Regions from separate parts of the Homo sapiens genome. Here region 1 is linked to region 2. Evidence: read pairs that join two places in POLR2A ChIA-PET (ENCODE). Cell type or tissue: Panc1. All regions are shown on one strand.

Region 1 (5,000 bases), 160 kb after region 2:
GCCTCCCAAAGTGCTGGGATTATAGGTGTGAGCTGCTGTACCTGACCTGACTTTTTAATAATAGCCGTTCTGACTGGTGTGAGATTATATCTGATTGTGGTTTTTGATTTGCATTTCTCAGATGAGAGTGATGATGAGCATTTTTTCATGTGTTTGTTGGTTGCTTGTAGGTCTTGTTTTGAGAAGTGTCTATTCATGTCCTTTGCCCATTTTTTAGTGTTTTTAATTTTTTGCTTGTTGATTTAAGTTTCTGAAAATAGATTCTGGATATTAGATTTTTGTCAGATGCATAGTTTGAGAATATTTTCTCTCATTCTTTAGGTTGCCTGTTTACTCTCTTGATAGTGTCTTTTTATTGCTTTATCTCCATTTTACAGATAAGAAACCGGTTTTAGAAGTTTCAGATATTTGTTCAAAGTCATACCATGAAGTACAAAGCTGTTTTTAACCCATACCTTTCTTAAGTTCCAAATCCATAATGCAGAAACCATGCTGGGCATTAAGGAATCCTACCTTCAAAGGAAATGACAAGGCTGGAGACAGTGGCTCATACCTGTAATCACATCTGTAAGCACTTTAGGAGGATGAGGCAGGAAGACAGCTTGAGCCCAGGAATTTGAGATCAGCCTGGGCAACATAGCAAGACACCGTCTCTACAAAATAATTTTACCATTAGCCAGGTGTGGTGACACACACCTGTAGTCCCAGCTACTCAGGGGGCTGAAGTGGGAGGATCATTTGAGCCTGAGAGATCGAAGCTACAGTGAGCCATGATTGCACCACTGCACTCAAGCCTGGAAGAGACCCTGTCTCAAAAAAAAAAAAAAAAAAGAAAGAGAAAGAAGGAAACAAAGAAAGAAGGAAAAGAGGCCTGACACAGTGGCTCATGCCTGTAATCCCAGCACTTTGGGAGGCCGAGGGGGGTGGATCACAAGGTCAGGAGTTCAAGACCAGCCTGGCCAATACGGTGAAACCCCGTCTGTACTAAAAATACAAAAATTAGCTAGGCGTGATGGTGGGCACCTGTAATCCCAGCTACTCGGGAGACTGAGGCAGGAGAATGGCGTGAACCCGGAAGGCAGAGCTTGCAGTGAGCCGAGATCACACCACTGCACTCCAGCCTGGGTGACAGTGAAAGACTCCGAAAAAAAAAAAAAAAAAAAAAGAAAGAGAAAAAGAAATCAGGAGAGTTTAAAAGCATTCCACAAAGTCAGTGGTTATATGTTAATCTGTGTAGTGTGCTTTGTTTCCCAGATAATTTAGAAGCAATTAATTCTGGATAGACGTGTGTTGCATGTAATGACAGATACTGATTGTAATGTTTTATTTTGGCCAAAAAAAAGGTGGGGGGTGGGGAGTAATTTTCCTCAAAATCATTATCTGGCAGGGTGGGAGGTTGTTTTTCTTTTGTATACAGAGAAACAGAGTCCCAGGTAGGAATATGTGTTGTATTCATGGCAGTTCGGCAGACCCTTGGAATATAACCTTCTTCATGGTCCATGTTCTAGTCCTGCTTTGAGAACCCTCTTTTGAGTAAAGAAAATCTTCAAAAACCCATCTCTGGGTTTCATCCTGAGGATCCAGGACCGGTGTTCTCTTTCTTAAGAGGAAAAAAAATCACAATGGTAGAAAATTCTTTGCAAATCCTATTGTAGTCTTGATTGATCTCTCTTCTCATTGCTCTTCGTCGGCCTCTTCAACCCTTCTGACTGTGTGTATTAGAAATAATTATTATCACCATTAAAACAACTTTCTTTGTCTATTTCAATTATTTTCTTTATGTTAACTATTTTCTTTTTAGAGTTGCTTATCTATTTAGCAGGCTACTGCATTAGCCTTGAGCTAGTATTGTAAGATGCAAAATTATGTTGCCGGCATCAGTTGGGAATTTCATGGAATTTGCTTCTATTTGACTATATTTCCAGATGGAACCATGTGCCGAAGTGTTTGTTTTGGGCCTCCATGAAGTCATTCCTTTGCAGTGATCTGTAGCTAGACTGCGCTCTCTTGGGACTAACCTGTGTGACTAATTTGAGTAGGAGGGTGATAAACTTTGTTACCACTTAAAAAGGGGCTAAAAATACTTCTTTTTTAAAAAACTCCTCTCCATATTATCTAGCAACACTCTTTGAGGGATAATGGAAAGGAGGTGATAAAGATTAGAGCTGATTGGGAAGGTTCTGAATGCCCAAGTTTCATTTAGGAAGCTTCACACCTTTGAGCCCCAGGGAAGAGTTTGGACCCCAGGCTTTTACAGGTTTGTAGTAAAATCTGAGCTGCCCAGAACACTCTGTGGCTAATGGCTTTTGCAGAAGTGATTCTACAACTAAAGATGCCAATCAACTAAGCTTGTATTGGTTCATCGTCCAGATCTAAAAATGATTGTTAATTTGAGTTATTGTGCTAAATATTTCTAAGAAATGCTTCTTTTTAAGTTGCTGTCTTGTGATCAAAACACAGTAAATGAAGGGCTTCCCTGAAAGGTGGAGCCAGTAGACTTGATTTGGAGATGAAGCATATACCGAACTTGAAGACTGGAGAGGTATTTTTGCCTTAACCCTGTCTCTGATTCACTGAGGGACCTTGGATAAGTCACAATCTTCCTGTCTCATGTTTCTTTTACTTAAAAATGAAAGCATGGATTAGGCTAGCTCTTCGTCAAACCTCCCTTCTCAATTCACCTTCCTAAGCACAGAACTCTTTTTCTAATAAAATTTTATGCAGGACCCCAATCTATAAAACAGATACAAGAGGAGATGCTTTGGTTAATGGAGGGCACAGGGAGAATCTCTCTCTGGCTTCAGTTCTGGCCCCTGAGGCTCTTTCCTGTCTAGTTGAGCTTTCTTTAAGAGGTCTTCCAGCTGTGGCATTCCATCCATTATTCTAATTAATGTGAATTGAGTATTACTAATATCAGGTTTGGTTTTTTTTTTTTTCACTTAGTACCCACATCATGGAGCAAAAAAAGTGGTTCTAAATTGCAGAATGATTTAAGCTAGTAGAGGGTGCCATTCATTGATATTAAAGATTAGTACTGGTCTAAACATAGCACTATTAGAAGTTACAGAAATTCACAATAGAAACCCCCTTCCTCTGTCCCAGAATGCATGGAGCAAGAATGCAGAATGGGGAAGTAAATGATAAATCTGCAACCATTAGTGCTCACTTTCTAAGCTTCCCACTGAGTACTAGGATACAGCTCTCTCTTCTTCCTTCCTCTCCTTCCTCAAATCCTACATTCCTACACCATTGCTGAGCAGGTTGCAATTTTGGCCTAGAGTGATTACTCCTGATTACTCCTGTCCCTCTCTCTGACTGGAGCCAGGTCTGAAGTACTCTGTTTTCCACCTGTCATCTCAGCCAAGACCTTGCAGATTCAATACTAAACTGTTGTATAGGATTAAATTCTGAGCCTTCTAGGAAAAGTTTCAGAATGTGTTTCTTTGCTGTTGTTAATTGCAAAATCAATAGACCTCCCTCCCAGGGAGAGGAGTTTCCTTCTCCTTTGGTGGGCTTCCCTCTAGCAATTCAGGAGCTGCTAGAAGCAGATTAACACCTACAGTTCCAGACCAGCTTAGAGCTCACTTCATTTCCCACTGTGCAGCATTTCACCAACCCATGGACCTATAGCTAGTCATTCCTGCCTGTCCTGCGCCAGGGCCTTTTCCAGCCAGCAGTCTTCCCACTGACTGTTAGAACTATACCCTCTGGCTCAGGCTTTTTCCAGAAAAAAAAAAAAAAAAAAAAATCATAGTACTGCTTCGCATTTTCTCTCAACTTCACATTTCCTCACAAAGCACTAGGCTTTGTCCTAAGCACTTTATTTATTTACTTATTTATTTATTTATTGAGACGGAGTCTCGCTCTGTCACCCAGGGAGGAGTGCAGTGGCATGATCTCGGCTCACTGCAACTTCCACCTCCTGGGTTCAAGCAATTCTCCTTCCTCAGCCTCCCGAGTAGCTGGGACTATAGGCGCACGCCACCACTCCTGGCTAAGTTTTGTATTTTAGTAGAGACAGGGTTTCACCACATTGGCCGGGCTGGTCTCAAACTCCTGACCTAAGATGATCCGCCCACTTCGGTCTTCCAAAGTGCTGGGATTATAGGCGTGAACCACCACGCCTGGCTGTCTGCCCCCCGCCTGTCCTAAGCACTTTAAATGTGTCAACTCATTTGGTCTCTTTGAAAAGAGTGGCCAGGTGAAGGCTGAAGGACCGGATAAGTGTAGTTTCCAGAATCCTTCTTGGCTAGTTATAGTCTAAGACTTGCAGACAGGCAGCCTGGGAAGATCTCAAACAAGTAACCTTCAATGAAAATGTACAGTTTTGAGAATTTCGATATTTGACAGATGATTGAGCCACTCGAGTTGCTTATGCATGAATGTGCTTGTTTAGCAGGTAGAGTTATTATTCTCTTATGTTCAAATTTATTAACAAGGGCTTAATTTCATTCCAAACAGATTGTGAGGTGACTACGTAGTACAGAAGTACAGTGAAATATGAGATTCCTGAGCCTTTAGTGGATGCTGAGCTGGAGACCCCCGTTAGTGCTACCTCTTTCTAAACAGCGCCAGCCATGAAGCTTTTGACCTTTTCACCTTTAAACTTTGTTTGAACTTGGAAAGAAGACTTTTGAATTGTTTAAAAAAAAAAAAAAGGAGAAGAAGGAGAAAGAAAGACAAGGGAAAAAAATGGTTAGGGAGGCTGCAAAAGAGATGTGGAGACTGGGGGAAAAGGACTGATTATATGTTAGCTTAACAGTAATACTAGGAAAATAATCCTCCTCTTGTCTAGGAGTTTCTGCTACTGGGAGCCACAGGGTAATCAGCTCACATGACATACCCAGAGGCGAATGCTAGCCTGTGCTGTTTTTGAACATACTCAAACAAAGGCTGATTATCCAAACAAGAATTTGGACTGCAGCAGTCGGACCAGTTAAATTATAGTTAGTAAAACTTGGTGCCTTGTGAGCTTGGAATGTTACAATTGCAGCTGGATC
Region 2 (5,000 bases):
ATTACTTCCTTTGGAAAGTTAATGAGGGCAGAGAGGATCTTTCTCCCTTCTCACTGTGGAAAATTCCAAACATACACAAAACTAGAAAATAATAGTATAGTGAGCCTCCATGTACCTATCAGCCAGCTATAACAATGATCAACTAATGACCAATCCTGTTTTCATCTGTAATTCTACCTCCCACCTTCATCCCTGCACTGGGTTATTTTGAAGCTAATCCCAGACATTATAATATATTATCCCTATTTTGATGATGGATAAATAAGTGTCCAGCCATTCTAGTGCCGTTACTTACTTAGTACAGAATCCAAAACTCCAACCACCCAGTAAATACTTATTGAGTACTTGTTCTGTGACACGTACTAGTCTAGGCTCAGCATATATAAAACACAACATAAACTTTTGGAGAAATTCACATTAGGTACTAGCTAGTTACGTAAGGCATGGTTACTCACTTCTACTTAAAAATTGCTAATTGCTTTCCATCATATTACTCGAGCTTTATTACCAAAAAAAAAAAAAAAAAAGAAGAAAGGAAAAGCCCACAGTAATCTGCTGGTCCTACTTCCTTTGCCTTACTGACTTAACCTTCCACTCACAACATGGCTTATCCCACCCAACCACAGTGGCCTCCTAGCTGTTACTTATTCCCTTTATGTTTACATCTCAAAATCTTTGTACTTAACATTCCCTTGGTCACACCTCTCCTTCAGATATTTGCATAACATATTACCTCACCTCTTTAAAATCTTCTCTGCCCTCATCTGCTTTCCAGCCTCTACATATTTTCCATATTCACATTTTTCACTAGTATTTAAGGGGTGGGAATTTCAAGGATCCTCTTGTTCTCTTCTGTATTAAGAATTAATATAGAATTTAGTGGTGGGAAGATAACTTAGCCTTTTGAAAATATCATTACTTATCAGCCTTTCAATGTATATCAATTATTTCCAAAAGAATGCTGAAATAATAGTTATTGTGATATTCTTTTCTTCTTGATATAATTTGTCATCACAAGAATGTAGGTGTATGCTTTTGTGATCATTTGTGTTTTGTACAAATGCCACCATGCCGCTTGGCTGTAGAACTATGATTTTGAAGAACTAGCAGCTAAAAGTTTTGATTACTGCAGATCTTACACTTTAATACTGTGTATGCCTCTGCTGAGTAATTCACTGAATTAGCATTTCTCCTCTTGCAGCAAGTTAAGATAAGCTTTTTGTGAGTCTGTGTCTTTTAAAATCTTGCCCTAGGTTATGCTTTGTCTACTTTATTTGTATCTGTTTCACTAAGATACAGTTTTTCAAAATACTACCTTGTTCTAGCAAGAGCTCAGTGAGGTTGGCATTCTCTTTCACTGCTTGGGTAAGTGTATAACTCTTTCTGGGAACATATATTAAGAAATTTATATATTTACATCCTCTGATTTCATATGTAGGAATCTAACTCAAGGAAATTTTTGTATGTTGATGTGTATATATAAATGTCTTTTGGTGGTAGAAATTATGAGGGTTTTCAGCTTCTCATTCTTTTCTATTTCTTCCACACTTCTTTAATGATCATCTCTTACTTTCTTACTTTTCTTTCTACTTACCTCCCCTCTTTTTCTCTGTTCCTCCCAGTACTTCATTGCTTGATTTCTCTGAGTATTAAAATGGTAGGCCAGGCGTGGTGGTTCATGCCTGTAATCCCAGCACTCTGAGAGCCAAAGCCAGAGGATCACTTGAGGCCAGGAGTTTGACACCAGCCTGGTCAACATTGTGAGATCCTGTCTCTACAAGGAAGAAAATATTGGGCAGGCATTGGTAGCTCATGCCTGTAGTCTCAGCTACTTATTAGACTGAGGTGAGAAGATGGTTTGAGCCCAGAAGTTTGAGGTTACAGTGAGCTATGATCATGCCACTGTAATCCAGCATGTGTAACACAGCAAGATCCTATCTCTTAAGAAAAAAAAAAAAAAAAAAAGATTAAATACAATCATGTATGAGGTTGGGGGGTTATATGGGAAATATCCGTATCTTTAGCTCAACTTTGCTGTGAACCTAAAACTGCTGTTAAAAAAAAAAAGAAGAAAAAAAGAAAAAAATACCTTTAGAGACATGGAGACAGACAGAGTGAGTGAGTCGTAGCTTCCAAAGAAGAGACTAAGATTTTGAGGAGATAATATCTGGTTCATATTAGGAACTCAGTAAATATTTTTGAATCATTGTATTGTTTTACTAAGCAAATGTTCCTATTTGAATGAAAAAGTAGGCTGTTGTAATTTGACTATGTCATACCACTTAAGAATCATGAAAACTACTCAGGTATCTAAGAAAGATGATGTATTTCTCTGGATAAATGAATTTTTTTTAGGACTGAAAGCATTTTTTCTATTAAGTGTGCATGTTTATGCCTAGCATTTATATGAAGCTACTAAATAAACTCTTTTAAAGAATCCTAATGTCATCCCCCAATGAATAGATTTGTCGCTGCTCTTCAGTGTACTTTTGCTATTAGCATATGTAGTTAGTTGTTTATTTCTTTTATTGCAAGAAGATGGCATTACTAAATTTCTGTAGATATTTTTTAAAGTATCTTATTCCTAAGAACTTCATTCTTACTTGTTCAATAATTGTTTGAATTGCCTTTTTGCTTTAAAGTATTATATTTTATCTTATAAATTACCATAGTATCCAAAATGGTTGTGCCCACGTCTGTTTTTCCACTGCATGGAATGAAGTGGTTTAAATCTATTTTCTTTCTCCTATAGTGGTTCCCCCTGGAAGTCCTGGGCCCATTACTCGACATGGGTCTTACGACAGTTTAGCTTCTGACCATAGTGGACAGGAAGATGAAGAATGGCTTTCCCAGGTAAAACTCTGAAATATTGAGAGTATTAAAGTAAAATAAAACAGAAATTTACTGTTTTTATTCTTTTCCTTAGAGGTAAAAGGGGAGAATTGGTAACTCTTTATTGGATTATCAAGAATTAGTTGTCTTTCCATATTACAAATTACTCCACAAATATTGCTGCAGGTGTACATATACATATTATATATACATTATACGTGTGTGTATATATATATATGTTAGCTTCCATAAACATGGCATAAAATTTGTGTATTTTTCACACAATCCATTTAAAGCCTTAGGGCCTTGGAATCAATTAATTTATTAATTTTTGAGACAGAGTCTTGCTCTGTCACCCAAGCTGGAGTGCAGTGACACGACCTTGGCTCACTGCAACCTCCAATTCCTGGTTTCAAGCGATTCTCATGCCTCAGCTTCTTGAGTAGCTGGGATTACAGGCATGCACCACCATGCCTGGCTAATTTTTGTATTTTTAGTAGAGAAGGGGTTTCGCCATGTTGGCCAGGTTGGTCTTGAACTCCTGACTTCAAGCAATCCACCCTTCTTGGCCTCCCAAAGTGCTGGGATTACAGACGTGAGCCACTGTGGCCAGCCAGGAGCTTGGAATTTAAATAGGCTCTTTGGAACACATTTTCATCAGGTTTAAAATAAAAGTTGACCTTGATGAAACAGTGAAGCCACTCAGCAATCTTTGGGATTTGTTTTGTGGAGCCAACATTTTCCGAAGATTGAGTTCATACTTTCATTATTGGAAATATAACATTCCACCCTGCAGAAATTCTGATGGTGCCTTGGTTTCCTTTCCTAAGCCCATGTAATGCTGCTTTTAGTGGTCTCTAAGCCAGCCCTACAACATTGCTGGGACTGCAGGCACGCATCACCATGCTGGCTAATTTGTTTTTTTTGTTTGTTTTTTAATGTAGAGACAGGATCTCCCTATGTTGCTTAGGCTGGTCTTGAACTCCTGGGCTCAAGCAATCCTCCTGTGTTGGCCTCCCAAAGTGCTGGGATTACAGGCAAGAGCCACCATGCCCAGTCTCCAACAGCTTCACTGACCATCCCTCCCCTTGCCAGGTGAAGCTGTCTTCATCTCAAGGGCTTTGAAATAAAAGATACTTGGGCAGATGTCAAAATGATGGGATTACAAATGACTTCATTACAAATGCTGTTATGTCTGCCTCAAGTCTGACATCATTTTATGAAGCTAATGACCTATCTCAGGTTACCAATCTGACAGCTTTTCATCGGACAGGTGCCTCAAAAATGTGGAGGCCATTTGTAGTTTCATTTCTTTCTCAAGGAGGGTAGCCTGAAAACTAAAGTCTGGAAAATCAAAAGTAAAGTAAACTGGAAAATCAAGCAGTGTCTAGGTAACATGTATTTATTTCATCACACCAAAAATATTCACAGGAAGTTCCTTGAAGGAAGTTGATTCTTCAGTTCCTGGCATGTGGCGGTCCATCCTTTCTTAATGTTAGGAAGATAAAGTAAACCCCAAATGTGTGTTTTTTCCAAAATCAAAATGTTGTCCAAGGAATGCTGGCAGAGAAACCACTGTCCTTCACTTCAACTTTTCAATTAGAAAAAGGGGTAATGTGTGCTGTCAGTGTGAAAGTATATACAATGTGTTTGTCCGGCACACAACAGGAGAGTGAATAGGAACATCTGGCCATCGCCTCGGTGAAATTGAACAGGCATCTGTTTACCTCTGGGCTCTGTGACACTGATGGTTTTGAGCTTAAAGTACACAGAATGCTTTATCTGTGGCCTAATTTACATTGCTGAATACAACTACTTGAATCAGAAATCACTGTCCTCAATCTGAGCATTTTTCTCCCTGTGATTAGTAGGAATGTGAATATTGTTCCAAAGACCATGATGCTTTTGCCCTTTTGGACTCACACAGGGCTACACTCTGTGAACCTTTTCAGTTATGTTTTGTTAAGAATTAATCACCACAATCAGAGAAATGTGATTAAATATAAAAGAACTCAGGACAAAAATAAGGCATGTGGGAAGTCAATTACATAAAGTATTTGCACAGGCATGAATGTACCATTGACAAGACATTTAAACTAGTTTGTATATTTAGTCTCTCATTCGAGTTGATTATTTGTAAAAAAAAAAAAAAATCATGTAATATATAT

The links. Peaks named below come from ENCODE experiments on the same cell type or tissue, not always from the same donor. Only the 100,000 strongest peaks of a DNase experiment are listed, where the experiment ranks them.
Region 1: POLR2A ChIA-PET joins it to region 2 with 7 read pairs; 2 of 35 experiments call an interaction of 5 or more read pairs at or near these places.

The regions. Positions count from the first base shown.
Region 1 is chr17:61,231,057-61,236,056 of GRCh38, forward strand. The region is part of intron 22 of BCAS3 (BCAS3 microtubule associated cell migration factor); the gene reads left to right. Among named protein-coding and RNA genes, the nearest start is that of BCAS3-AS1, 98 kb to the left of the region's middle. In Panc1, no CTCF peak of the experiment used is centred here; no DNase peak of the experiment used is centred here; H3K27ac peaks cover 4,804 bases.
Region 2 is chr17:61,072,168-61,077,167 of GRCh38, forward strand. It overlaps BCAS3 (BCAS3 microtubule associated cell migration factor), which reads left to right. Exons shown (of 24, transcript NM_017679.5): 20 at 2,753-2,853. The region is part of intron 2 of BCAS3-AS1 (BCAS3 antisense RNA 1); the gene reads right to left. Among named protein-coding and RNA genes, the nearest start is that of BCAS3-AS1, 61 kb to the right of the region's middle. In Panc1, no CTCF peak of the experiment used is centred here; no DNase peak of the experiment used is centred here; H3K27ac peaks cover 480 bases.